Linked DNA regions of Mus musculus: region 2 is linked to region 1. The links are chromatin loops, found by intact Hi-C in ENCODE. Cell type or tissue: left cerebral cortex. All regions are shown on one strand. Each heading gives the region's core, and the rest is flanking DNA. Links, peaks and the distances in the headings are about the cores only.

Evidence for each region. Hi-C counts contacts between places; a loop is a spot of excess contacts. Peaks named below come from ENCODE experiments on the same cell type or tissue, not always from the same donor. Only the 100,000 strongest peaks of a DNase experiment are listed, where the experiment ranks them.
Region 2: it touches region 1 in a loop (3-fold over the local background); 8 of 42 quality-filtered maps call a loop at or near these places.

The regions. Positions count from the first base shown.
Region 1 is chr1:143,298,669-143,313,953 of GRCm38, reverse strand. No RefSeq gene overlaps it. Among named protein-coding and RNA genes, the nearest start is that of Gm35244, 38 kb to the left of the region's middle. In left cerebral cortex, for the core only: a CTCF peak has its summit at 8,438 (motif pointing left); no DNase peak of the experiment used is centred there.
Region 2 is chr1:143,636,710-143,651,994 of GRCm38, reverse strand. The region is part of intron 10 of Cdc73 (cell division cycle 73, Paf1/RNA polymerase II complex component); the gene reads left to right. It overlaps B3galt2 (UDP-Gal:betaGlcNAc beta 1,3-galactosyltransferase, polypeptide 2), which reads right to left and starts at 11,298. Exons shown (of 2, transcript NM_020025.4): 1 at 10,653-11,298; 2 at 2,058-5,989. The coding sequence starts at 5,867. The coding sequence ends at 4,599. In left cerebral cortex, for the core only: a CTCF peak has its summit at 7,544; DNase peaks (open chromatin) are centred at 7,582, 10,001, 10,799, 11,248 and 4 more places; H3K4me3 peaks cover 7,502 bases; H3K27ac peaks cover 5,017 bases.

The DNA.
Region 1 (15,285 bases), core at 4,796-12,795:
TCAAAGACATAGCCATTCACTGCTAAAATGGAAGCTCTGAGTCGGCTCTGGGCTCTGTGGGCCTCTGTATCGTGCTGCTGCTCCCATCTGAGATCTGTTTAGTGACTGATGGAACATAGTTTTCACACACTAAAGGGCTTTCTAAAAGCAAAACCTTTAAAACTCTGTCCACTTGGAAGTGCATAAAAATGGAAGTGAGAATGTAGACAACAAACCTTGATATTAGAACTGCACATGACTGAGACGTACTCTCCAGTCTTACTGAGATAAACACTTGACAATACATCCGCAGGATCCAATACTAAAGACGCTTCACTGGCTGTTCCCATCCCTTCTGGAAACTTGTGATCACAGCTGGCGACATTGCTGAGATCTTTTATCTGCTGCCACACTTTTTCTTTTGGCTAGACATTACAGTGAGCAGAGCTCCATGGTCAATCAATACGCTGTGTCAGGATCAATAGCAGTCTTCGAGCATCCCTTCGGCCCCAAACCTTTCCATTTCTCACTTCTTTCAGCGCTTTGCACATTCTTTCATGAAAAAAGGAGGATTTGGGGATTATTTTCACTACCAGTAGTTTCTCATGGACAAATGAATCTCTGATTATTGTGGAAATCTAGTCAATAAAGCTGTCAGAACTCTTAAAATATTGACTGTGCAGCCAAGTTCAGTGTGCTTAACCTCTAGATGCCTCAGAGCGTGAAATATGAGAGAAGGAAGTGATATTTATATGAAAAGATCTTTAAGGGGAAAAGCGTTGAAACTTAGCTGTTAGGAAAGCATCCTGTATTCCACAGTTGGGACAAGAATTCTAGGCTTCACTATGCTACTTAAGAAACCAGAGCAGTTTAGTGAAGGCCTTGATAGATGAATGACCTTTTCCCAATAATTCTAATTGCCCATAATGGCCCCAGATGCTCAATATTTAACTTTAAAGGACTGCCTTCTCCTTCCTCTTCTATCCCCTGTACACACATCAAATCACAAGATGCAGAGTTCCATGAGCTATGCCATGGGATTCATCTTGTGGCCTCTACTCTTCCTTTTCCTAGAACCTAGACCTGTCTTTTTATTTGCTCTCTGTCTCCTCTTCCCATTAAGGAACAAGCCAGGACTCACTCATGACTTTTTCTCTTAAGCAAGAACCTAGGGAAAATTTCTATGGTTTATTTATTCAGGAACTGGGCACATAGATTTGGAGCGGGTGGCTTCACTTCCATGCATCTTATCTTTCCTCTTTAAAAGCCTAGAAATGAGGACAACTCAGCAGTTGCATGCCTGGGTTAAGATGACACTAGCAATTAGGACGAACACCTACCCTCAGGTGGCTTACACATATTGGACACCCCAGTAAAAACTTATAATTTTTATTCACTTATTGAATTTTGAGATGGGATATCCCAGGAAGACTTTGAACTGTCTATCCTCCTGCCTATGTGTCTTGCTATACCCACAACATATTAGGTATTGTGGACCAACTGGTGGCTTTCCTTCAAGTAGTACTTCAAAGGCCCAGACCCTTGTATAGAGGCTACATTGTCTTATCTACATAACTTTAGTGGTTACCATACTTAACCTGTTTGATGACAGCAGAGTTGGAGTTTCATGAGTGCCATGTGTGTGGTTCGAAAGCTTCTAAGCTTCTACAAGTCCCTTGGGAAACAGTAGACATCAGTTTGTTTACATTCCTTTGGCTACATTGAAGTGTTGGGGAAATGGATGGCTCTCTCCCTGAAAGAAGAAGAAACTGATTGACACATAGTCCCACAGTCTAGAGTGCTACGGCACCACGTGACACATGTTCTGTGCTTCCTGAGGCATTGTGTTCTTTAGTTGAAGGAGAGAAGAACAATCGATGGAGATCGATGGAGAGGCAGATGCTGGCTTAGGAGGAAGTGAGGTCACCGTCTTGCCTCTAATAAGTCACAAAACGCTGTAGCTGCTTCACCTCTCTGAATATTGTTTACCTTCTGTCTATGTAATGGTGTAACAATATGTCTCTCCTAAAACACGGTACTGTTAAGGCCAAATGAGTATGAGATGGAACAATCACCTTAAGAGCAAACACTAGGATTCACCTTTGGAAAAGGACTGGGTTTCACAAGAAAAAAAATATCAATTTCCTTATAGTTGGCAGGTGTTTAATCACAGCACTTTGGAGGCAGAAGAAGGTGGATGTCTGTGAGTTAGGTGCCAACCTGGTCTACATAGCAAGTTCTAGGCCATCCAGAGCGATGTAGTGAGAGTCAGTCTCAAAACAAACACATTTCCTTACATGTGGAAAGGGAATCTCATTGTCTAAGTCTGTAGGGGGGAGATGAAATCATTTGCATAACAATTCGAAGAACACATTATGAGAGCTGGGAAGCAAAGCACCCAGTAAAGAAGGGGAGAAAGTCAGTGGAGAAGGGCTGCTCTTTGTCAATGTTCTTTATGCATCTATGACTCAGAGAGATGAATTCCTACTACTTTTTTTTTCATTTATTTTTCTTTCTGGATGCAAAACTTTTTGGTGTCCCTAAACTTTCAGTACAATTAATAACTTGCGCTGTAGAAATGAAGGGATAGAAAGTGAATTCTATGTTTGCTTCAATGCAGAACCGCAGTGGGAGAAACACTGCTGTAAAGAGTGAGAGAGAAGAAAGAGAAGAAGAGCATGATGTTTATTGTGGAAACATAAGCTCAGAAAACATGGTTGAGTTATCATAGAAAATGCAATGTAAGCCAAGAATTCATGGAGTAGGTAGGGGTATAGCTGAGAGGTAGAGCACTGGCTTCTCATATACAAGAGCTTGTTTTTGTCCTGAGCAAAACACACAGAGACCCAGACACTCACACTCAGACACATATCCATATGTGGCATGTATGGGAGATACATGCATAGACACACAGGCACAGACACACACAGACACACATAGAGACACAGACACACAGACACACAGACACAGACACAGACACACACAGGCAGACACACATACAGGCAGACACATACACAAACACACAGATATACAGGCACACAAACACTCACACATAGACACAGACACAAAAACATAGACATAGACACACAGACACAGATACCTAAACACAGCTACATACACACACAGACAGACATATAGACACATATATATACACATATATACACACATAGAAGCACACAGATACAGACACATAAACACTAATACATACACAGACACAGACAGAAACACAGATACACACAGAAACAGACACAGACACATATACAGGCACACACACATGCAGACATTCATACACAGACACATACACACACAGACACAAATACACAAATAGACACACAGTTATGGACACAGTCACACACACACACACATACACACACACACACACACACACACACACACACACACAGAAGGTCTTTCACATGTGCTATAAATACATGATGAGTTATTCCTCCATGTACCAAATGCCATCTAAAATTATAAAGTGTATTATGCTACTGCTCAAATCAAAAATTTTAATATCTCATTCCTGTTTTATGTTATTATACTTTTACTTATACTTTCACTGGCCTTTAAGTTTTATTCTTTTGCTTTAAATTTGTGTATCAGTGCATTTTCTAAAAACTATGAAATTATCCAAACAGAACGGGTTGAATTCCGAGGTTAAGAAGATTTTCTAATCATAATTTATGGTCCAATACAATGTGATAAAATAAGGTAGTATGTGTGCAGGCTCCCATCCTGAGGCTGTTGGCCAGATTCTTCCCCCAAATGGGAGATAGAATTTCTGACACTAGTTAGAAACACTCAGGACGAATTGCTGGATCTATAGAATGGTGCATTGCATTCAGACAGTTTTCAGTGAACTGATTAAATTTGTAGGGATTTCATCCTATGTACTAGAATGTGTGTTTTTCTTTTTCTGAAATTATAAGGACTAGCCTCTGTCTTAATTTCAGAGTATTGTAACACCTTTATTATCATGGCTTCATATATTATAATGTATGAAAGAGTTATTTTCCCCCAAGGCTCTATTTTTTTTTAAATTTTAATTTAAAGTATTTGCAAAGCTGTTGAAACGATGGACACAGTCACAATGTGCAGGAGCATCTTTCTTTCAGGTTTCTCCTGGCGTAGTGATTAGTAGTGTCTTCACTGCACATTTAGGTTCTCAGAATTGCTTATCTGTGGTGTGGATCAGTGAAGAATCTGGTTGAGCTGTCGTTACTTTACATAATTAAGTTCTTCTTGCCAGAAAAAGAAAGTAACAAATTATGGAGTGAAACAAGCCTAAGATTGGGCTTTTACAATACTTTCTGTTCCTGTTATTTTCCCAGATATAATCGGAAACAAAAGCAAAAATAGATGAGATGAAGGGTCAGTCGGGCTGACAGCTCACATTTTCTAGAAAAAATCTTAGGAATGCTCCTCCGCAGACCCCTCCGCAGTCAGCGATAAACAGCAAATGCCATTAAGAAAACAACTTCTCATTGTTCAAAAAACAGACTAATATGTGGGTGAGGCCAAGGCCAGGGTAGGGAGAGACTTTGCATGTAGAGAAATTGGTCCAAGTGGACACTTGGATACAGAAAGGGTTGACAATGGAAGGGTCTCACAGCCTTTGGAGTAGCACAGACTGACCTTGCAGCGTTGTGTTTGACTCCTGCACTTCCGTGTAAAATATAGGCCTAAACTAAGTCAGAAATAAACTTTGCATGCTGGCAGGGATATTACCCACACATTCTGCAGGCATCTGTGGATGAAATCAGTCTGCTTGCTTCATTGTTCTGAATCCTTTATTTCTCTTTCCTCTGGACGGCCTAGTGTCCCGAGTGGACTCCTGTCCCTTCTATTTATAGGGTTTTCTATGTGGTGGTGTCTTTCTCTGGTTAGTGTAATAGGAAAAAAAATGCATTTGCTTATCTATTACAAATGAAAATCACTGGGGAATCTAAAGAACACTTTCAATTCCACGACCATTATTTCAGAAGCAATCACATGCAGAGGAATGAAAGTCAAACACAGAGAAAAATGCTGATAGATTGGGTAATCTTCGTGACTCTCTGGGACCATCATTATTCCAGTGTTCTAGAGGAAAATGCAGATTTGAAAGATGGTAAACCCCAACCCGTGCAATCAATCACTCATCTCCTGTAGCAATAATAATTGCCCGGGAGGTGCTCTTCAGACGTTAGCTATATAGTCATTCTTGTTTGTTCCAAGGCATACTAAATCTTATGTAAGATTACAGGAGCGCTCTCGCCCGGCTAGTGTGTGGCTCCAGGATATTTTCAGAGACAGAGACTCAGTCCCATTCACCTGTGAATGATGAGGTCAAAGTCAGTTCTGCAGCTGCAAAGAGCAAGAGCCTTGACATTGTCTTTCCTCCAGAATCCTCTGTCCTTTTCGTCTAGATTTTAAAAATAGGCATCTCTCTGCCTTTTATGTATGTGAGCCACCTTCGTAATCGGAAGGTGATTTTATTAATACAGTAAATCATATTTGACTGATACTTTAGAAGATGCTTTTCCTGGGTAAACTAGAAGCCCGGCATGGCTTTTCCTGATGTTCTTAAATATTTTATTAGCAGAGTCTCTTCACCACCCCTTCCTATTCATAGTCTCCTTCAGTTTAATGATATAAAGCAGGTGACAGAGTTGTCGAAACTGGATTTCCAGTAGAAACAGTCTTTGAAAATGTGGTGTGTTTTCTTCCTTATTTTTTTCTTTATTCATTGTCTCTGGCTCAAAAGGTCCAGACGGCCGTTTGGAGAAAGATATATCTTGTTTGTAACTCATGTTCTGAGAGTTTTAGAGCCATGAAATTAAATGTTATTGTTCTTACATCTTTTTAATAAAGCTTTTGGTTTTCTTTTTCACATCCACTCTAAAGGGAGGCTGAAACACTACTTCCCTTCCACTGTGTTCTAGTGATGCTGCTAGAGTGCTTGTGAGGGAGTCCATGTGCAGCATTGGGGGAGTGGTGGGTCTGTCTAGATGTTCAGGGAGAAGGTTTTTTTATTCATTAGCAAGTTCCTTAATTATGGGCTGTTCGGGTTTCTCATCATCCTTAAAGTTCATTTCTAATCATTTCCCCCAAAGAGAATGGAGGCTGAATATTCAAAGCATTATTAAATACAGGGGACTACAAATAACTGCTTTCCCTTTTATCTTTCTGAAAATTGTGAGTGGCAGGGGAGAAGTCACAGGCATGTAGGCTACTATAGCATCTCTTGTCTTCAAAACTGTCTACTGGAATAAAAACATGCAAATATTGGCACGTGTCATAGTTCAGAGTTTGATTCATTGTCACAAATTACCATGCCACATTAGTGACACTCAGGGTGAGAAAAAACAGACTCAACAGCTTCTCAAGTACGTGTGTATGTGTGTGTGGTGCGAGAGTAAGAGAGAAAGTGAGGAAAGGAGGAAGGGAGAAAGAGGAAGCTAGTGAGAGAGAGAGAGAAGAGAGAGAGAGACAGAGAGTCAGAGAGAGAGAGGAGAGAGAGACAGAGACAGAGACAGAGACAGAGAAATGACAACCTTGGCTATTGTTCTTCAGGTGTTGTCCATCTTGGTCTTTGAGACAAGTTCTCTTATTACCTTGCAGTTCCCTGGTTCTGCTAGACTGGTTGACTAGTAAGCTAGAAAGATCCATCTGTTTCTCCCTCCTGGCTCCACCACTACATACAACACCCTTTCTTTCTTTCTTTCTTTCTTTCTTTCTTTCTTTCTTTCTTTCTTTCTTTCTTTCTTTCTTCCTTCCTTCCTTCCTTCCTTCCTTCCTTCCTTCCTCTCTCTCTCTCTCTCTCTCTCTCTCTCTCTCTCTTTCTTTCTTTCTTTCTTTCTTTTTGTGCTGGGGCTAGAGCTCCAGTCCTTATACTTGCATGATAATAAATTCTCGACTTACAGAACTATTCCCCTCACTATTTTTTCTTTCCAGTTACTATCCCTCATTTTCAAAGAACTGAATTCTAGCTACATTGATATACTTTCTTCCGTTTCGAAGTTTACATAATACAAATGTAACAAGTATTAGTAATTTGCAAATAAGTATTCAATATGGAGTATGTGTACTGTATAGCACAAATAAGAGCATATCAATGTGTATTGAAAAATATTATGTAACATGGTCCTATATTTGTTATTGTAAAAAAAATAACATAATAATATATTTGATCTGGCTTCCTTTAATGTAGAATGTGTTTAAAAAATTGAAGATTTGTTTACAGTGTTGTGTGTAGCTTTATATTGCTCAAGTATTCACTAAATTTGACTGTTAATTTGATATTATATTTGTAAATAGACAGTTTTTTTTCCTTAGCAAGATAAGAGTGTTTAAAGACATATAACTAGGCTTTTTATTAAAAGCCTAGGTTATGTATATATACATACACATACGTATATAATTGGTCCAATCACTTCCATTGGTTAAGCTTTTTCTGATAAGTAGAGATACCTTCCCTCTGGGCCAGGTCCTTATGGAGGTAGTTACTCACGTTTATTGACAAATGAAAAGCATCTTTAAAGTACCCAGCATGTGGACAGCAACATGCATGTGCAAATGATGACTAGTTCCCTAACCGGAAGAGACTCTTTTTTTTTCATTTTATTGAAAATAGATTTTTTCCTTATATAATGTACCCTGATTATGCTTTCCCCTCCCTTGATTCCTCCCAGTTCCTCTCCATGTCTCCTCTCAACCAGAATCTACTCCCTTTAAATCTCTCATTAGAAAACAAACAGGTTCTAAGGGGTAATAAAATATAAGATAAAATTAACACTAATACATTGGAGTTGGACAAGACAAACAGAAGAAGAAGTGCCCAGGATAAGGCATAAGGAACAGAGACCCACTTGTTCACTTGCTCAGAATCCCCTAAGAACACTAAACTGGAAACCATAATAATATACACAGAGGACCTGGGGCAGACATCTACCCAGGGCCTGTGCTTTTTGCTTCAATCCCTGTGAATTCATGTAAGCTCTTTATCATGTTGATTTAGTGGGCCTTGTTTTCTTAGTGTTTTTCATCCCCTCTGGCTGTGATATTCTTCTTCTTTTTTTTTTTTTTTCCCTCCTCTTTCCTGGGGTTTGCTGGGCCCTAAGGGGGAAGATTTGATAGAGACATCCATTAATGTCTGAGTGTTCCAAGGTCCCTCCCTCTGTATAATGTCTGACTGTGGGTCTTTGTATTTGTTCCCATCTATTGCAGGAGAAATCTTCCGTGACGGTGCTCCAGCAAGGCACTGGTCTATGAGTATAGCAGAATATCATTAAAAGGCATTTTTATCACAACTTCTTCTTCTTCTTCTTCTTCTTCTTCTTCTTCTTCTTCTTCTTCTTCTTCTTCTTATTATTATTGTTAAGACCAGTAGTTTTTGGTTTTACTAGTTTCTGGGCTAATTTTCGTTCTTGGCCACTCAAACAGTTTCAGGCAAGGGCTCCATCTCCTGGAGGGAGCTTTAAGTCAAACCAGACAAAGGTTGGTTACTCCCCCAAGTTTTGTGTCACTATTGCCGTAGCATATTTTTCAGGCAGGACATCATTGTAGATCAAAGGTTTTGTGTCTGGGTTGGTGTTTACATTCCTCTTTTGGCATGAGTACTTTCCCATACCCAAAGACAGCAGCACAAAGGGCTGATGGTTTTGACGTTTCTTAATGAGTTGTGTAGGTGTTGGCTTCAGCAATGGAATCTTGCCATAGGTTTGTGGAAAGCAAGGTATAGTCTTGAAAACAGCATGGGCTGTTTGGGGATTTCCATAGGACCCCTTTGGTATACAACTTAATTAAGATATAACAGAATCCTGGTACTGGAAGCTTCATTTGGTGACAAGAGATGGCCAACTGGGACTCTGACTTCCCCATGGGACTGAATCTTCTTCTGTCCTCATTGCTTTAAATTCTGAGAACAGACTAGGGAGCAATGCAAACTACTTATTAAAAGCAGGGAAGAGTTCCTTTTGTCAAGATTAAAAGGAATTCTTGATATCATTTATCCTTTGTCCCCTCTTCATTAGTTTTAAATTCAAGCATTTACATTTAATTTTCAGGAGTTTATTGTTTAATTAAAAACCCCAATTACTCACTGGGCATCTAAAAATAATAACAGAGTATATAGTGAAGAAAATTTAGTTTACTATGACTAAATTTTCACAAAATGAGGGAGAAATTCTAGATATACAAAAGTTATACTTTTGTTTTATTCTACTTTCTTGGCTATTTACCGTTAAGGTTGGCTCCAGAGGAAAAAAGTAAAATCAAAAGGAGGAGAGTCTTTGTAGCACTTGTAGTTAAAGGTATTTTATGGGAGAAAGAGAAGAGGTGGTTTGTGTGTAAAGAAAAGAAGGAAGCACCATGTGATTGAGAAAAGGGCCCGCAAACCATTTTCTATGCATTCTTCAGCTCCTCTTTGCCAGTGAACTTGCCTTCCTCCCTTTTCTCTTCTTTTCCACCCAGAATCCAGAAGACCTGGGAACCCTTATTCAATATTGTTATGAACAATCATATATTGGCAAATTCTTCATTGTTTTTTTTTCTTTCCTTTTTCAATTTCTCTACAACTAGTGTCAGACTTAGAGCCTCACATGACTAAGCAGGTTCATGGAATATGCAATCTTTAAAAATTACAGTAGAATATGTATAGATATTTTATTATTTAAATTGGTCATTCGAGCACAGGGCTAAACAGAGAATTCTCAACAGAGGATTCTTGAATGGCCGAGAAGCACTTAAAGACATGTTCAAAGTCCTTAGTTATCAGGGAAATGTAAATCAAAACAACCCTGAGATTCCATCTTATACTGGTCAGAATGGCTAAGATTTAAAACTCAAGTGATAGCACACGCTGTCAAGAATGTGGAGCAAGGAGAACACTCCTCCATTTCTGGTGGGAGTAAAAACTTGTACAGCCTCTTTGGAAATCAATTTAGTGGTTTCCCAGAACACTGGGAATAGTTCTATCTTAAGACCCAGCTATACCCCTCCTGGAAATACCTGAAAAATGCTCCACCATCTCACAAAGACACTTGCTCAACAATGCTCACAGCAGCTTTATTTGTAATAGCCAGAAACTGGAAACAACCTAGATGTCCCTCAACTGAAGATTGACTAAAGAAAATGTGGTATATCTACATACTGGAATAATATTCAGCTATGAAAAAGACATCATGAAATTTGGAGGCAAATGGATGGAACTTGAGAATGTCATCCTAAGTGAGGTAACCCAGTCCCAAAAGGACACTCATTGTATGTACTCACTTAGTGGATATTAGCCATAAAATACAGGATATCCATGCTACACTCCACAGATCTGAGGAGGCTGGACAGGAAGGAGGGAGGGTACAAGCAAAGATGCTTGAGTCTCACTTGGAATGGGGAATGGAATGGTCATGGAAAGCAGATGAAGGGAGGGAACTGGGTGGGAGAGGGGAGTGGGGAGTTTCAGGGTCAGAGGAGGAGCAGGGGGTATGACCAGGTAGCCATGAGAATGAATGGAAATCTGCAACTGATGTGGGGCAGATAGGGGGTATCTCCATGAAGAGACAGAGACTTGGGATAGGAGATGCATCAAAGATTCATTGGAGGTGTCCTTAGCTGTGACTCAGCAATGGGGATATGGAGCCTTGGGAGGTGACCTCCTGTGGCCAGGCAGGAACCCTGGTGAAGCTATAGTAACACTAACTCACCTGAAATTTATCCTGTCTGCAAGAAATGCAGGGAATGTCCATGAAGCAGAGACTGAGGGAAAGGCCAATCAATAGCTGACCCAATTTGTGACCTATCCCAGGCATAAGCACCAATCTCTGACACTATTAATGATACTCTGCTATGCTTGCAGAGTCAAGTCTAACATGGCTGTCCTCTGAGAGGATCCACCCACCTACTGACTCAGACAGATGCAGACACCCACAGCTAAACAGTGGATGGAGCTTGGGGACTCTTCCAGGAGAACAGGAAGAAGGATTGCAACGCCTAAAGGGGATAGGAACTCCACAGGAAGATCAACAGAGTCAACTAACCTGGACCCTTGGAGCTGTCAGAGCTTGAACCACCAACCAAAGAACATATATGGGCTGGACCTAGGCCTTCTCACACATATGTAGCAGGTGTGCATCTTGGTCTTTATGTGGGTCCTGTACAACTGGAATGGGGGCTATCCTAAAAGCTGTTGCCTGTACTTGGTGATGTGTTGTTCTAGCTGGGCTGCCTTGTCTGGCCTCACTGGGAGAGCAACCACCTAGCATCTTAGAGACTTGAAGTGCTAGGATGGGTGAGACCCACCCTCTCAGAGGAGAAAGGGATGCGGAGGGGGAAAGGATTGTGGGAGGGGGTGACTGGGAGGGAGGCAGTGAGCAGGATATAAAGTTAATAAGTAAAAATAAAAAGTTTAAAAAAATTAAAAAAAGAAAATCCTCTTTCACATTTTTCTGAATTAATAAAATTTAAAGGATCAAAAAAAAAAGGTTATTACTGTCAGTTGGTAATTCCAGTGCACAAACTATGTTATATAATATTTTTCAATATACATAGATATATTCTTGTTTTGCTAGATGTCATATAATTTGTGTTTTCATATTGTTGGCAATTTCAGTCTATAAATACCTTACGTTTTCAATGTCTTTAGGTACTTCTCTGAGAATGTGTTTCAAGGAAAATTGTACTGCTATTGCCTACTGCTTTAGTCTAGAAGTCTCCAACTTCCACTTTTCATTGGTGTATAGTTTGTGAAAATGATTTCTAGAAAGTGAACCTAGATTATTTGGCTTTAGACTTAAATCAGCTTTTAGGACCATAAGGAATGAAATTCTGTTCTTTACAATTACCTAGCCTCAGACATTCCGTTACAGCATCACACATCAGACTGCACCTAGATTACTAGGTTATTTCAAAGATGCAAGAGTAGCTTGTTATGGAGCGAGGCCTGACGAGATTCTTATATATAAAATTACAAACAGTGCTTCAGTTTGTAGTTTATCTTCAAGTACAAATAAGTACACATTTGTGAGAGGGATCTCTAAGTCTCATTTGCTCCTTATCTATGAGGAAGCAAATGAATACAGAGTTGTGTTGCTAGTAAACACAGTTTTGAAGAAGTTTATATAATGCAAATGTTAAATATTTGAATAAGTCAAATCCCCAATCAACCCAAGATGGTGAGAGCCAGTGAGAGGGAACCTTGCTGCTACTTGTAAATGTATAGAAGCCTCATGATTAAGATGAGATTTCATTAGGTCAAAACCATACCTCTTCAACAATTGCCTGTGCTTATTATGCTTGTGTCTTAGAGTTATTGCTGTGATGAAACAAGTTGTGACCAAACTTGGGGAGGAAAGGGTTTATTTGAGTTGTCCTTCCACATCACAGTTCATCATCAAAGGAAGTGAGGACAGGAACTCCAACAGGGCAGGAAGCTAGAGGCAAGGACTGATGCAGAGGCCATGGAGGAGTGCTGCTTACTGGCTTGCTCCTCCTCTTGCTTTGCTCAGCCTGCTTTTTTATAGAACCTAGGACTATCAGTCCAGGAATTGCACCATCCACCATGGGCTGGACCCTCCTTATTGATCATTAACTAAGAAAAGGTCCAGCAGTTTTGCCTGCAGCCCAGCTTTATAGAGACACTTTCTCAATTGTAGTTTCCTCCTCTCAGATGGCTCTAGTTTCTATTAATTTGGTATAAAACTAGCTAGCCTGGTGTGAATGTGAGTTGGTGTGAATAAAGCAATATATAGTTTTCTTGCATGTGGACGTCTATCCTGAAGGACTATCAATAAAATTATTTTAGAGGAAATAGAATAGGTACTTGTAGTCTGTTTTGTGCTGCTATGGCAGAGTATCTGAGACTTGGTAATTGTAAAGAACAGAATTTCATTCGGTATGGTTCTGAAAGCTGATAAGTCTAAAGCTGAGGCATAGTTATATGTACTGAATGTGTTTACTTTATCATCAAATCTTCCAGAGGTGAGAAATACTATTCTTTATATTATCACAAGGGCAGAAGGGCAAAGAAAAACTACTTGTAAATGTCCTGTTCAAACGTGTGGGGCTCTTGTGGCCTAATCAACTCAAAAAACAAAACAAAACAAAACAAAACAAAACAAAACAAAAAACTCTATGTTTCAATGCCACATTAGTTTTAGGAAGACATCCATACAATTGCAGTGAACTTGGTATTGCGGGGACAGTTTGATTTTATTGTAAGTCCTAGGACCTAGGAAACCTCTTAGTCAGGTAAACGGACATAGTCCTTCACTCTATGAAGAACTGTTAGTCCATAGCTGTCTCCATCACCAGCCTATACATGGACAGACACATTAGTTTGCTTAGGAGCTATATGTAAAAATGTACCAAGATCACATGTTAGTGTCAATTGTCATTACTCAGTTTTCATCGAGAGTATGCTATGTTCATCAGCCTAGAATTCCACTTTAGATGCAAAACTGAAACTCCACTGAGGAGTAATTATGGAGAACAAGGAGGAAAGGAAAAGAAGAGTCATTTGTTAAGCTCCAAAGAGCCTATGTAGGCACCTCACAGGAACAGTTTAGAAATTCAGATGTGATGCCCCGTGTCTGCCATCCTAGCACTCAGGGAGCCAGGGCAGGAGGGTCAGGCCCAGTAGGGTTAAATAAGGAACATTATAAAATGAGAGAGGAAGAGATGGAAGAAGGAGGGAAGAAATAAGGAAGAGTTAGAACAGGGCACTCGAAAGCTGGCAACAATTTTAGACCAATAAATGATTAAGGTCTTTGAGAAGTAGAAGTCACCATTTCTGGCTGATGTCCTCTTATCCTAAATGATAAGTACAGTTTCATGCTTTTTGAAAAAATGAACTTTGCATATTTTGGGATGGGACCTAAGTTTAATTTACTTATGTTTCTTGATCACTTTATAAACAGCCTAAGAGTAATTCTGCCCAATATTCAAAAAACATTGTACATAAAACAGAGGCCTATTGTACGTTTCATACTTGTGGAGTTAGGTCAATGCTTGCAGTTACCGATTTGGGGTAATGTATAATCTTTGTTTTGGAGTTTTGGATTAGATGTGCTCCACTGTACTTATTTGAATCGAGACAAAGGACGAAATAAAATCAGATTTGCTCTTAATTCCTGGTTCTATGCATTTTTTTTAACAACTTAATTACGTTTTCTCCAACCAGAGTTTGTGTTTGTGAAATTACAATATGTGAATATTTAGGAGAGTGCTATTCTTTATTTCTGCCATTGCTAGTATATGTATTCAGGAGTTTTTTGCTGGAAAATCTGTGTTTTCTTCTTGGGGCCTACTGTCCACTTTCTTCTTAATGTGTACATAGGTTCTTAGTTGCCTTTGATGGAAATCACTACTTTTTTTTGTGGCATCTGTGCATATGAGTGCACAAGTAGACAAACAGCAACCAAGTGTAAAGGGTGGTCTTGGGCTTAGGTGATGATTAAGCTTAATTAACAACTTGATAGGATTTAGAATCTCATAGGACTCATACCTTTGAGTGTATCAGTAAGAGTGTTTTGAGAGGTTTAACTTGAATGAGAACCCACTCTTACGTGCGGTGCAGTCTCAGAAGGGATAAACAGGAGAAAGCAAGTGGAGGCCCAGCACTCATGTTCTGCTCTCTGCTGCAGGTGTGATACCTCTTTGAGACAGAGTGGCCTTAATGCAGTGGCCCAGAGAAAACCCTATTTCTGTTCGTTCTATGAGGCACCCCACTGAAGCAATGCAAAAAGCAATGAATACAGGTTTCCTATTAAATATCTGGGACATTGTCTTCCCTCCGTGCTTCTCCTGAAATCTGGTTGATTTGGTTCATCTAGGGACCGTTCAATGCTTCTTCTTTTCATGAGACTTAAGTTATCTCATGAATAAGTGCTACGTAAGTGAAAATAATGGAAAACAAACAACAATTCTGGTCCCTGGGAATCTGTGCTTTGCACTGAACTACAGGAAATTCTTTACTACCACAGACTTCTCTTTGAACATTATTTATGATAATAGAAAATATTCAGTAGGGTGTCTTAGTTACTCACCAGTGAACTGACAGCCCAAGTTGTCATTAGACTACACTAGCAACATTCACGTGATTGAGTCACATCGAATTGGAATGGTAGTGAAATGAACCCTAAATGTGTTCATTGATTTAAAGGGAAAAAAAGCACTATTTCCTCCATTCATGTCAATTTAAATTCTTCTTTTTAGTTTTTGCATAGGTTGCTAATGAAGGTGGATATAATATTTTTGATTGGTTTGTATCCATTGTTTATTACCCAAGAATTACTTGTGAACCTTGAAATTAATTTTAAAGACCTCGTTGTG
Region 2 (15,285 bases), core at 3,672-11,671, 340 kb before region 1:
TAAATAATTAAAACATTTTTTTTGAGACAAAGTTTTGTCTGCTACACAGCTGTGACTATCCTTGAACATCCTATGTAGACCAGCCTGTCCTCAAACACCTAGAGATCTGCCCACCTCTGTCTCTCAAATGTCTTAGTTAAAAGTAATTAAAAAATATTTTACACTATTGAGGCTCCATTGTCTTTCAATAAACAGAAAGTTCTTTTGAAATGTTAGATAATATTTTTATATTACTATTTCTAATATAATCCAGAAATTGAAATTTTCACTTAAATTCTTTGTATCATAGAAGAAAGAGTTCCTCTGTTGTTAAAAAGGAGGGACTGTGCACCTAAGCTCATGCCTCATGTGTTTTCTTCTTATGAGTACATTTATCCCATTAAGAGCACCAACAGCTCCTCTAGAGGACAAACGTTCAATACCCAGCACCCATGTGGAAGCTCACACCTCTGTAACTCCAGTTCCAGCAGATCCATGGCACCAGGCATGCATATGGTACACATATATGTGCACGCAGGCAAAATACTTACACACAGAAAGTAAAAGCAGTAAACCTTTAGGAGAAGATACAGTATAAGTTTAAATGGTACTCATTGACTCAACATAGACAAAAACATGAATAAAAGGTAGCTAATTTTCATTTTAAGATCATGATTTTTCAGTATAGTTGTAGAATATGAACTGTAACCATTCAAAATATATTTTTGTTTCCTGATTAATTGTCAGGGGAGTTTAATAAGGCTATGTTTCACTCATTTCTAAAGTTTGCCTTTTATCTATTTTGTCTTTATTTTTGAAGTATTACTATGTTGCTTTGGCAGATCTGGAACTGCAGGGCTCAAATAATTGACCTGTGCCTCATCTTACCAAGTAGCCAAAAGTATAGTATAAGTAGGCTTCTCCATACCCTGCTTGCCTTTAATATTGGTCGAAATTAGTTTTGCTTAGTTATGAATAACCTTTGTGTTCATCTTCACTTTGGATTCTCTTTCTGACTACAATGTCATAAATTAATAAAGTAGTCATTAAAAATCTTGAGAGTAGGTGCTTGAGTAATTAATACTGAATTTTATATCATCTGGCATCTATTTTTTTCTTTAAATATTTTTATTTCATTTACTTATGTTTTGTGTGTGTGTGTGCACGCGCGCGTGTGCGTGTGTGTACAGGTGTCTTGGTGCACACTTATAATGGTCAGAGGTCAATTTGTGTGAGTCAATTCTCTTTTCCACTATTTGGGTACCTAGGAAAAGGCATGGTAGTATACTTGGTTTGTTTGTTCTTGAGATATGATCTCTTTATTATGCAGCGCTGACTAATTTTGGATTTGCTATGCAGACCAGGCTGGCCTTGAACACACTGAAATCCACCATGCTTCTGCCTGGGATTAAAGGTATGTGCCACCACTCCTGGCTAGACTTAATCAGGTGAGTTGGCATTGGCCCTAACACAGAACAGTAGCCGAGAACTGGTCCAGTGGGTACATCTATGCACTGCTGTATTTGTTGGCTACAATTACAGTTGTGAAATTTCTAAGTGTCACTTGCCTACTGTTAGCAGATGTAACCCAGGGCCTAAAACAGCAGTGCACAATTTTTCAAAATTAAAGTTACCATTTACCAATATTTGCAGAAGAGAAGAGCAAACAACCAAGGGACCAAATGTCTTTTCCTTTCCCTTTTCTTATGTATCCCTAACACCTGATGTCATGTGCCAGTGAGTGAACAGTGTCTGTGAGATCTGTGGGCTTGGCCAAAGAGAATAAGTAGAGAATGAGGCATAGTGGGATGAGCCAATTGTGCTTGGTTTTGTAGAACTATTAGCTTCTGCCATAAATGAAATACACAGCAGAAGATCATAATAGTGGATAAGAGCATGACCTCTGAGGTGGAAGCCTTTCATTACTAGCCTTGTCATTAAATGCATTTAACCTCTTGTAGGAGTCTAAAAGTATTGTATAAAGTAATAAGGGTGCTTTTAACAGTTCCAGATACACTGCTTCCACAGTCAGTAAGTAGTGTGCGGTGTTGTTATTGGTATTTTATTATTATTTTTTTAGGGGGGAGAATCAGGTATTTAAAAAGTTCCAATTAGGTGTATGTGCTTATATTTTTATGCATGAAAGACATTAAGGAAATGCAAATTATTTAGTTGTTGAAGATTTCATTACTTCTAATTTTATTTCAAACAAACTAATGTTGTAAATACTGAAGTTTGCATTTTCCTTTTGAAATGTCTATTAACACTTTGAGTTTAGTGTTATACAGTTGATTCTGTAAACTTTCTTTTGGTCAAATCAATATAATATAGTCATTTTCAAACATTTCTTACATACAAAAATTTTATATAAACAAGATATAATTAACAACTGGTGAGACATTATATAGCAGCTTATAAAGTTAGCATTTATATTATTGAAAATTAAATGTAAAAATAAATTAACAATAGAATTTTTATTTTAAAGTAAGGTTTGATGGTTTTCTTAGGATTTTATTGTTTAACCTAAAATTGCCTTGAACTCTCTTTCTTCCTGCCTTATTTTCCAAGTGCTGAAGCTATGCTAGCGTGTGTTCTCCCAAAGTCAAAAGTACAGACTTTTGACATTAATAACTTGACTGGTTTAATGCTCTCTGAGGACTCAGACCATGATTAAATTATTTTTTCAAATTAATGGAAATAATTTTAGTAAGCACTTAAGTATTTTTAAGAACTCTGTGTTTTTTAAGTCAGTATTTTAATCCCAGTAATCCTATACTATTATAGTTTTTAAATATCACTTAGGAGCTCTCTTTTTGTTTACATACTTGTGCAGGAACGCTCACAAACATACATAGTTCCCATTTTCATTTTAAACCTTTGTGGTATAAATCAGAGAGACTCAGTACACTGTCAGGGTCTCTCTCTGTCTTTGATCACTGGTGTGGTTTGGTGTTATCCTCTGTGTATGTCTTTTTGTGAGGCAATTCTGTTCACTACAATTACATAGAATAAATTAAAAAAACATTAGCTAAGAGCTGGATATGTTTTATAGCTGATTATTCATAACCATTTGGTGTGGAATAGAATACTTAGGCTTCTTATTTAAAAAATGAGCTATACATTTAATATAAGTAGAACTCTGTATTACTAATAAATAAAGCTTTTTGTGTGTCTGTCAATTTAGCCTTTCATACTAGATTTAGTGATAAAAACGAATATTAGAATTCTGATAGAAGATATTCTGACTCAATTAAAATTTATAAATATACATAGGATACACTGTTTCAAAGTTACTGGGCTTGTGTTTATTGATGTTACAATTCATGATAGGGCCAAATGAAATATGAGAACATTTGTATAGCATTCAGTTCAGGGCTTTGTTGTTTACCTTTTAAAAACCAATAGTACCTTGGTTAAAGTGCATTAAGTATATTGTCCACTCTAAAAGCAAATGATTATCAAACATATGTAGCTTTCTCCCCACCATTCTCTAAATGGTTTTGAATTGGTGATGCGAATATTTGTCATCTACCAAATTAAAAACAGAAGGTTTATAAACTTGACACTGAGAGAAAGAAATAAGTGCCATAAAATGATTAAATGTTGTCTGACGTACACTGCTCTCAGAATATAAGCTTTTCCTATATCTCGCTGTTTGGCAGATATACAACTTTAAAATAGATTGAATGAAATGACTATTTGTATTCCTTTTTTTCTTCCTTATTTAAGACCACACATTACCCCTGTGCTGTTATGTTACTACTTGTATTTCAGCTAGAGGAATATGATTCTATTTTAAAGACATACTTTAAGTCAGGTATAGTTGAAGATAAAAGCACTCCCCAAGAGTGTAATATTTTAAAGGCAAAATCCATTGAAATATGGTCTTGACCCTTAATACCAATGAGGAAGCAAAATTTATCTATTTTGATACCTTTAATAATTCATTTTATAAAAACTTGAGCCTGAGACACATTAATTTTTCACATTTATCACATCATGTCAAAATAATTTTCCCAGTATAGATAAGTATTAATAAAAGAAATTAAAATAATTATAAATTATTTTTAAAAGTATATTCTTGAATGAGAATTGCATTGCTCAAACACCTGAATGCTATAAATGAGTTTATGGAATAACTTAACTAAATCTTATTGCAACTGAGTCAGGTCAGAAAACTTGTTCATTGCACAATTACAAAGTTCCTTTAAAATCAATAGTACTGTCTTATTTACATTTAGTTATATGATGAAATCAAAAGTAAATCTAGGAATCTTTTTACTGTCTTCATTTCTTAAGATTTATATAGAAAATGTATGCAGATACATTGTATTGGTCCCTAATGTAAGTCTTGAACCATTTATGTATGCATGCTTATTATTGCATGTTAATATAGAGAATCTCCTCATAACAGTTATTTAAATAGACTCTTTTGGGATACCTTTTTGTCATAATTTGCAATTGTATGAATTATCTTATTCAGAAAATTTAAAAAATAGCTTTGAATTCCTTTATGTGATGAGTTGAACTAAAACTTGTCCTATGTATATAATCAAGTTTTTAACTATACATGCTTTAAGCAATATTTACAGACTCCACATTTGAACAAAAATAGTCTTCTAGTGTAGTTTGCGGTGTCGATACCTGCCTGCCTTTTCCTTTGCTGCATTGGCACAGGCGTTGTGCTTATTTTGTTGTAAATGGTTCCAGTATTTTATCAGTTCACTAGGTTGGAACTGATGAGAGGTAATTAGGTGGCTGTATTTACAGCTTGAATAAGAAACTCGCCAGTGATTGAACACGAACTCATTGGGAGGGGGCACAGGATCAACTCTCAACTTGGCAAGACAGATCCCTACATATACATCTTCCAAGTGCAAACGACGGATACCTAAAGAAACCTTAAATATCTTCTCTGCCAGATCCCCAGAAAACACATAACCAGTTCCTGAGCAGAAGACAGGGTAGCGCTCACTTGGGTAAAGGTCTGGTGGCATGTACCACTTACTGTCTTTGTTTCTGTTCGGTGCATATCCTCTCATTAGATAGCCAGTAAAATAGTTATGTCTAGGAGGCAGGTCTGGCTTTAGTAACTTGTGTATTAAGTATTCTGTGTTGACAAACATGTCACTGTCCGTTTTCATAACATAGGGAGTATGTGGACAGTATGTTGCAACCCAGTTCATACCCATTAGTGTTTTAATGGTCAGATTATAGTATGTATCTAAATATTCCTGCTGAATTATATCATGATACTGTCTGCTTTCTTCTTGAATTGCATGTTGAAGATAGCCATTTAGCTTAATACTTATGCCCAACAAAAAAACCCGTATGATTTGGATGCCAGGTGCCAAAGTTTCATTGCCCCAAGTTTGCCGTATAGCTCTTCTTGCTTCGATTTGTCCAGGTTCTGCAGCTATTAATAGTATTAAAAATGGACTTTTCTCTTGGCATTTTTCAGGCTCATTGATAATATATTTGAAATGGTAAGAGTTTGGATGTCCAGTTCCTTTTTCATTATAAATGCTGCCATTGGCACTGAGAGTGTTCTGCAGCCCTGTGACTCCCTGTGGTGATAGCTCGGTGTTACTGGAGTTGCTTGCTGTGTGAGGCCTCAGAGTCTGAGGAGCTACTTCTTTCCAGATGGTCCGAAGGGAGCTATGGTTTGTCTCACTTTTTGTAGAACGAAATCCTCGGAAAGTGTATGTCACAGGATTTTCTTTGAATCCTGGTCTACCTGGTAACCAGTCATGATGATTGAAAAACAAGAACATAGCAAAGAGAAACACTAGAGAAAGCACACCCGTAAGGGGAGTCCGGAGCAGAGACCTCTTAGGGCTCCAGGTCATTTTTGCAAAGCAGCAGTGTCGTCTTCTCCACTGAAGCATGTTGTAAGTATCCAGTAGCAGTAATGGATGTCTGTGGCCAAAAACACTGTTGTTCCGTCCTCAGTCAATACTGCGCTTGATTCATCGTCTTCTGGTTCAGGTACATGTCCCTCGATGTCATTCTATAAAGATGAAGGAAGCATAATGATTTACAAAATGCAGAATTTTGCAAACTGCCTTAAAAAGTCAGCTAATAAAAGGACCTTTTTAAGCTGAGAAAAAACTGGATAAGGCAACATAAAATTACTGACAACAAGATTTATGTCTTTAAAAGATATTCTTGTGTGTAATGAACACTCGGAAGATAAGTGATAGATTAATTTTATTTTACTTACTTGATGATTTCGATAGCTCTGCTCATCTGTCCCTTTGACCTAAAGGGTTTTAATGTTGTGTCCATGTAGACAGGAAAAATGCTTTTAGATTTCTGACAAAGGCTCGGAAAGAGGGCCTTCAGAACAGATGGCAAATTTATTGACATTAATTAAAATTGATTTGACATAGCATGGCGATATGGTGCACAGTCAGTGGCCTTTTTTGGAAAATGGACATGTATTGGCTTTGGAACAGAAGGTGCAGGTTTAACTGTGGCAGAGTTCAGTTAGTCACAGTCACTGCTTGGCATGTTTCCAGTCTCTCCCCCTGACCCCCGTGTCAAAAAAGTCAGTGAGAAGATACACCTGTCAAAATTAATTTTTAGGGTTTAGTGAGTTCAGTGTGAGATTTTAGATAGCAATAAATAATTAACAATTTACAGTACTTTGCTAATTTTACCCATCCACCCTAAATAGTACATATCTAGGATATCAGTCTTATGTGTCAATGCTTTGGGCAAAGGGTGTGTATTTTGCAGTTTTTCTGGACTTCTTGAAAAATATAGACAATAGCTCCTACTATTGTGAACTGCTTTAAATTACACTTTCCACAAAATACATTTTAAAATATTCTTGAATTACACTTTTTTGCATGATCTGCAATGCCAGAAATTAGTTTAACTTTAAAGACTTTATAGTAGCATTACACTTATAGTTCTAGATCGTTCAGAAGTTCACAAGAAATTAGTGATGCCTCTTAGTGAAAACTGGCTGTTTTGCAAGAGGCTTTTCAGCATAGCATAAACTTATTTGTATTTGCTAATTTTTTCCTTGTTTTTACCTATTCATAGATAAAGAACTGAGGGTCATAGCAGTAGTTTGAATTCCAGTAAATGGTGTTTTATGAAATAGAGACACCATGCCTAGTTTTGGCTTTTTTTTTTTTTTTTTTTTTAGTTCTTAAAAAAACAAACAAACAAACAAACAAACAAACAAACCCAAAGTAGAAGTCATTTATATAATTATTAATTTTGAGGATGGTATTATTAAATTCTTTTGATCAATAAGTGATTTTTCTATTATTCACTGAAATAATTTCTTTAAACAAAGGAAATAAAAATTTTAACATAGCCACTTATTTCTAATTATATGTGTAAATGCTTGTGCTTATTTATCTCACGATAATGATCTACTTATGATTGATAGCAGTTTAGCTTATCCTCACATAAATGCATTTGAAAAGTAATAGAGTTTACAAGGAAGTTCTCAAAAAATTGAGTGATTGTAGCATAAAATTTACACACACACCTTTCAGTTACTGCTTGAAAGTGTTAGGTGGCTATCAATGAAGTACTATTCTAGTAACAACCACTAGGAGGAGCAAGTAGGTGGGAATTTGAACAGATTTCTAATGTGTAACAGGCACTAAGGTTTGATCTTGTTTCTGAAAATGAATGGTGCATTTAGTTACTAGCCTATACCTCAAACCTAAAAAAGTATTTAATCTCTCACACACACACACACACACACACACACAAAAGCACACATGTGCGCGCACACACACACAGACAGTAGTTTCTAAAAAATCTAATTTAGTCTTAGTTTTATTTACGTGAATTTAAATCTTACCATTCTATATAAAGACCAAAGCTATTACATTCTTTGCAACATGGTTTCTGCATGATATGAGTTTGAAATTACGGAGCTTCATGGCCTGATTTAGAAACAAATTTTCATGACTGTACTTATAACTAGATGTAATTCTACTTAAAGCAGAAAACTATTTTAAAGAGTACATATGAAAATTACTTTATGTGGTAGATAATGACCCCCCCACCCCCCACTTCATAATGAGAGTACTGGGTATTAAAGGGTTATGTATATAAATTTAAAAGTGAAGTTACTTTGGAAAGTTCATTTGATCTGTTTCAAGTATTATAAATATAAATGTATCAGCTTTGTGTTGATTTAACAATGCTTAGAACATGACTGAGATCTAGTCATTCAGATACTTTAAAAGTGCAAACTTTAAAGAAAAACAGTTCAAAATGAATTAAATTCCAGGTAGGATATTTCAATGAATGGATAAAAGACCTTAAAGGGATGAAGTATTGTAGTAAGACACATTGTTTACAAGAAAACAGTGTCCCTGAAGTGAAATTGTAAAGTGTTTGAATATTATAGGAATATTACAGATTTCAACCTATAAAATATAAAACACCCTTAAATTATTTATAATTAAGACAGAAAAGATATATTAAAAAATCTATTCAAAGACATGGCAAAATTTTTAATTCTTAGTTTTGTTGTTATTCAAGAACTAATATTCAACAATTTTATTGCAATTTTATATATATTCTTATGTGGTTCTATTATGATTTTATAAGATGGAGGTATGTTTTAATTTAAATTTTATAAGAATTGTATGTTTGTAAATATTAATCTAGGAGAGCTTGGAATTCCTGTACAAATACACCTATTTGATAACCTCCTACTGATAAATGAAACGTATGCATCTAGCCTTAAATTCATTTTTTTTCTAAAGTTTCTCAGGATAGAGATCTGTCTTTCTCTGTCTCCGTGTCTGTGTGTCTGTGTGTGTATGCTGTTAAGAAAGTAAAATTGCTGTAACTATTCCTCTTTTTGTTAGATGATAAAATTATTCACAGGTTAATGCCTGTTGAATATTAGTTCTTGGAAATAAGAAAACTAAGAGTTAAAATTTTGCCATGTCTTTTAATAGATTTTAAAAAAATAGATGTTTTCTGTTTTAATTATTATGATTTAAGTGTGTGTTTACCTCTTATAGACCGAAATTTGTAAGGATGTTACTATTTAATGTATCCTCCTATAGAGTTTCTGTCCTTTGACTTTTAAAAGTTGATATAAATATATTAGTTTCTAAAGACAGTCCCAGAGTTAAATGATGGTTTGATAAGAAACACTTGTATACTTTTAAAGCTTTGAAATATTTAGTTTATAAAGCTTAATTTCTAATAAAGATACCAACAGAGGCTGGATTTTTTTAAAAATTATTTTTGATTAGTTTCTGATTGTAATTTTTATCAGAATAAAGATACTTAGTTATGACTAGGAATCTCTTGATATATGACAAAGTCTAATACACTCATTCAGTCTTAATTCTACAACACACACAGTGCTTCCACAGGGGTTTTTTTTTTGGCTTTGTGATTGTTAGGGTAGTAAGTTTTATGAAAGTGAGAGGAAGAATCAAAATACGTAGAAAGGTTTGTAAGATTTTAGGAATATCTTTGAGTCCCTGACCCCGAGCACTCTAACGTTGATTGTTCCCAGGGTAGTTTATTCTGTCCTGCAGACACATGTAGAGGCAGTAGGCAGGTCATTATCACATGTAAATAAAGCTTAGAAACCTACTGTGGATATTATTTGACCTTGTATTTGACCATTATTAATATGTGCTGTATATTAAGCTATTTTATGTTAGTTTTTTTTTTTCCATTTTTTATTAGGTATTTAACTCATTTACATTTCCAATGCTATACCAAAAGTCCCCCATATCCACCCACCCCCACTCCCCTGCCCACCCACTCCCCCTTTTTGGCCCTGGTATTCCCCTGTACTGGGGCATATAAAGTTTGCAAGTATGTTAGTTTTTTAATTTCACTTTTATAATTAACTCCAGGAACAGTCTTACACTTGATTATTTAGAATCACTCTGTTACTTAAAAACTCCCTGTTTCACCAATCTATTTAGAGCAACTATTGATCTCTCTTTGTTAAAGTTGTATTCATTGATACTGTAATAACATGTGACTGACTACTGTGGTGGTGTTATGCTTTGCATAAACTCACTAGCGTTTTAATCTGATGGCTAATGTTGTAACTTGTAGTATCTCCTTGTAGCTCAGTAACACTTAAAATTTGCTGATGTACTCCTGAATTGTTTCTATCTCTCTCTGAAGAGATAGATATTACAGAGAATATATTACTATGAACTAAGATTTTGTTTTGAAGAGATTTTCTAAAAATACCTCAAGATAATAAGATCATATTTATGCTATTTAATATAATTTTACCCCACTGTCTCTTGATAACCATTTTAAAGAAGGTGCTTTAATTTATTAGATAAGGAATCAATTTGACCTAATTTGCTAGAGAATTGCTGTTTTTTTAAAAAAAAGGCTAGAGAGCTCTTTTTTTTTTTCTTTTTAGTTTAATTTCTCAGACATTCTTTTCAGTAAATCTAGTTACTATTTGGTTTTCCTTGTAATGTTACAATCCTGCAGAATTACTCCCAGTTATTTAATTGAATAAAGCAACGACAGCTTGTCTAGTAGAAAAGGCAAATTTAAAATCGTGTATTTAGAAAGCCTTTCATAGTTTGAAGGGCAGTGGACTGTATGAACTTGTTTATCAAGTGTATCAGTGCCTGTATGGTTAGGAAATTAAAACACATTTAATGAACATCATACACAAGACAGCAACATACCTTTCTTTCTTGGTCAGACCATTAGATGGAGAGGATTATGTCTACTGAAAATACTTTTGGCACGCCATCACTTCAGCAAAAAACGATGCTATCGAACATGCGCACATCCCCCAACAGTCTGCCTCCTGTGATTGCTTTTCACAGTATCCAAAGTGTCCATCTGTCGGGGTGTCTTCAAGTTACCCTTCTTGTTCATATGTCTATATCTTATAGTCTTCAGAGATTTTTCCTTTCTTTCATTTTCTCTCTTTCACTAAACAAAAGAGCTGTAGCTGTCTGTTGTATTTGGTGCACAGTTGACTCTTTCCGACAGTTGATGCATTGAAGCTCTTTACATCTGCTGTATTCCCGGCTGGACAATGCAGTGCTGTATTCTCTTCTCAGTATCCATATTTCTAGTAATAGCGCTGAGCTGCAATGTTAAGCAGCAGAGCTGTGGTTTAGTGTTTCAGTTGCATTGGGGGAAAAAAAAAGGCTTTGCCTTTCTCCGTCGTGGTTGCCTGGCAGCTGCAGGAAGGATTTTTGAGCTGTTTTCCTGGGGTTTTGGTCTGTAATGTGAAATGCACCGTTCTTCCGTGCTGCACAGGCAGGCAGCAGTTTAAATGTGGGCTTGACAGATGCTGTCTCTGACAGAGCAGAATTTAACGTCACTGCTTGGCTGAGTCCCACGTGATTGTTTGCGTTCATTTTGACTAAAAACCCGAGGTAGGAGAAAGCTTAGAAATCTTCCTCTTATGTGACACATCATATTTATTCAGAACAAATACAAGCATTAGGATGAAATGGAGGTTATGGTTTTTTAATCTTTATTTGAACTTATGCACAGGCTTTCTAAATATTTCTGTGTTGGACGGTGGCTTTCATGTGTCTTAGAGACTTTTTTAGAGCAGAAGTAATAAAAGCTTTTACATGTAAGTTGGTGTAGTTTAACTCTTTCAGTGCATTCCTGCTCTTACAGTTTTTGTCTGATTGTTCTGATTTGCTAGTCTAGTTAAAACTCCTTCATTATCTATTGTCTATAACTTAGATTTCCTCCCCTGTTTTCTCCAGCTTATCTAAGTCAGCTGCCTGCACTTACTTCATGTTGCGATACTGCCTACTTTTTTGCTCTGTGCAGTTTTTAGTGTTCTTGAAAGTAGTAAATTTAATTTTAAATCACTTTCTTGTTATCAATATTAATTTTTTTTCATGTAAAATAATGTGTATCACAGAATTAAAAATGATATAGTACATAGAACACACATGAATAGATTTTCTTGAAGATTGGTGAGTAGTTCTGCAGGATTGGTTGCATTTTGACTAAAAACCTTAGGTAGAGACAACCTTGGAACTTTGCTTCTTATATAGAAAATAGTATGCTTATATAGATTGCAGATGTGTGTTTAAATAAGTATAGTGATGCGCTAGAGTCTGTTGCTTCTAATAATGTTTAATACTTTAGAAAATGGTTTAGTAAAATGCCATCAAACAGTTTTTTTTTTTTTCCCTTACATATTAGAGACTCTGAAATCCTTCTCTGGTATACTTAACTAAGTGCCTGGACATTTGGGCACCCCCCCCAACCCCCCCCAGGAGAGCACTCGGCAGGCATGTTTGTTACTTGTTTTTATGGCTATAACTAACAATTCCCCTCTGATATTCTAAAGACAGTAACTATATAGTTTTAGAGCTTATGCTATATATTTTAGGGATACGGACTTTATCCATTTTCACAGACCATGATATATTATTTCAGGTGAATAAAAATTACATTTCCTCTAATAGTATTCAATTACTCATCTTCATGTGTTAATTCCAGTGTGCTTTCTTGGTTTAGGTATACCCTATAACTGTCCTAGTTTGTGTCTTACTCCCCCTAGAAATGATAAGATGGTAAAAAAGAAGGAAAAAGAAAAGTATAAGGAGAAACTTAAAGCTTAGAACTTTGGCTTTCCTAAGTTAGAAGAGGAATAAAACCCGTGTTTCTTAGTATTTGGCTCTTAAAGCTATATACTATATTCTTCACTGTCTTTTTTTCTTGTCTTCATAGACAAATTATTGATTCTGCTTAAATTATTCCTCCAAAGTAGAAGTGGCCTTTTTAATATCAGTGATTCCTAATATTAGGGCTTAACTGAGGTTAGAGGTCTGTACAATTATTGTCTATTCCAAATTAGATTGAGCTATAAGTACCTGAGCTGGTTGTAAATGATATTCGCTTATGATAGCTTAATTTTCTAATATCTACTTTACAGATGAGATACTGGTACCCAGAGTTCTGTAACCTAAATACCAGCTAATTACTGATAGGAAAGATGGTTAGTTTAAAATTTTGAAACAGGATTATTTAAATTTTTAAAATCTGAATTCCTGTAATCCACTCTTAAACATTATACTACATGGCTGCTGAAGAAATTGTGAATGTTCCCACCCAAATATTGACATAGTACCCCAGGAATCATTAGTAGAATACTGAATGCATTTTGACTTTTTTCATTAAATGTTAACACTACACTGCTTTATGCTAACATGCACATTAAAGCACAGCTTATTAATTATTGGTAATATGAGGATGACTGAATACATTTTCCATCCTTTTTCTAGGGAAGGAGAAAATAACTATTCTGCCAATTATTTTTAGAATATTTTAAATCCATCCTTTGATGATACTTAGAGCAGGACAGTGCTAGCTAGATAAGTTCTCTACTTTGGATCTGTACCCCCCACAATGTCTTTCTTTAATTCTATTAAAAGGTGTTTTTATTTTTAATTTACAGTAGTTATTACATATTGGTGAGGTACCAGTGAGACATTTTATACAATGTGTACTGATCATCCCAGAACAACTGGCATATATGTCATCTCTGAGATGTCCTATTTTTGGTACTGAATTGGATTTATTATGGATCTCAGTTACTAAGGGCTTTATGGATAACTCAATAATGATTCCTGTCTATGTTGGGTTCAAGCCTGAATTACCGACTAGTGAGAATTTTGTTTTTACTGCTTTCTATTGAGCAAGTGTTTATATGACAAGGAGATCCCTAAGATTGGTAACCAGGCCTAGTGTGTATCAGGCATAGTACTCATGTATGTATACAGTAAGCAAGAATTTAAATAAGATCAACTTTTTTTTCTTAAAATTTAAGTTGACTAACAGCTTACAGTATAGAAAAATAGTAGCAATGATATAAACTTTTTTTTTTTTTTTTTTTTTTCGAGGCAGGGTTTCTCTGTGTAGCCCTGGCTATCCTGGAACTCACTCTGTAGACCAGGGTGGCCTCAAACTCAGAAATCTGCCTGCCTCTGCCTCCCAGGTGCTGGGATTAAAGGCGTGCACCACCACTGCCCTGCTGATATAAACTTTTCTTCAGTGATGTTTTCTAAGAACTTCAGGTTTCCAGGCAAGAGAAATGATAAAAATGTGTTATGTTTCAACCTTGTCAAACCTTCTTTCTTTAGTTTAGTTTCTTTTAAATCTGAATTCTGTGGTTAAACTAATTCCATCTAATTTTGCAAATTTTGCCTTGCTAGGTTTTCTATTTGTTAGTGGTGTATTAAGTATTGCTTATATAGGTCTGTTTTTATTTTTTATAACACAGGCCTAAGGGGGAGAAAAGGTATCCATTATTTTGGACATTTTGATCCAAGCCATCTATCTAACTGGTTGTTGTTGTTGTTTATTTGTTTAATTTTTTGTTTTAAAGTTTTCCTAGACATGTCTATAATTAACTCTTAAGGAATTGAAATTTATAGAAGAGGTTTGGAAAGCTACCTAATTTCTTATTTCTACTAAATACACAAAAAATATTCCTTTGTTCACAGAGTTTCTGATTCTGAGTGGTTTGCATGATATAAAATAGCAGTAACTTTGGGAATCATCTGTTTATTGTTATGTGTAAGTTCCATCATGTATCCTTGATTTTAAAAAGATTGACATGAAATGGGGTTAGAATACTTCAAACAGTGAGCTATTGGAGTTGAATAACACAAGAAGGGAACCAAAAGTCCAGTCCTGCCTCCATTGGTCTCCATTCTGTTTGTGTTTTAGTGTGGCTCCTATGTTTGATGCTCGTATATTTTATTTCAGCCCAAGACAAGAACTAAATACTTTTTCATTTCAGTACTAGATTTTGAAACAGGTCTGATTTTCATGTTTATTATAAAATTGCTATTTTACATAGTTATCTATGGACTGGAAATTAATCACCACTAATTTCATAGCTCCAGCTAACCAACATCAGTTGTCCCAGTATTCCCTTCTATTTTGGACTCTAAACCCAGTGGTACCTGGCCAACACTGCCAGAGTTCTGCTGCTTGTTGGAGCTGGAACATGGCCTGCCTTGTTCTAGTACATTATCACCAGCCTTTTGTTTCCCAAATTCTTCACTGTCTAGGTTTGGCTGTCCTGGAACTTGCTCTGTAGATTGACCTTGAAGTCACAGATCTGTATGTCTTTGTCATTTGAATGCTGGGATTAAATGTGTGTACTATCACCTGGACCTAAGCTTTTCTCTAATCAGAACTTGGTCTGTACCAGGCTGGCCTCGAACACAGGTTTGCCTCTATCTCTTGGGATTAAAGGCTTTAATACCTTGCCTGGATCTAAGCTTTTTACAGCTACTATTTCTCAAAATCCAGGTCAAAAACCTG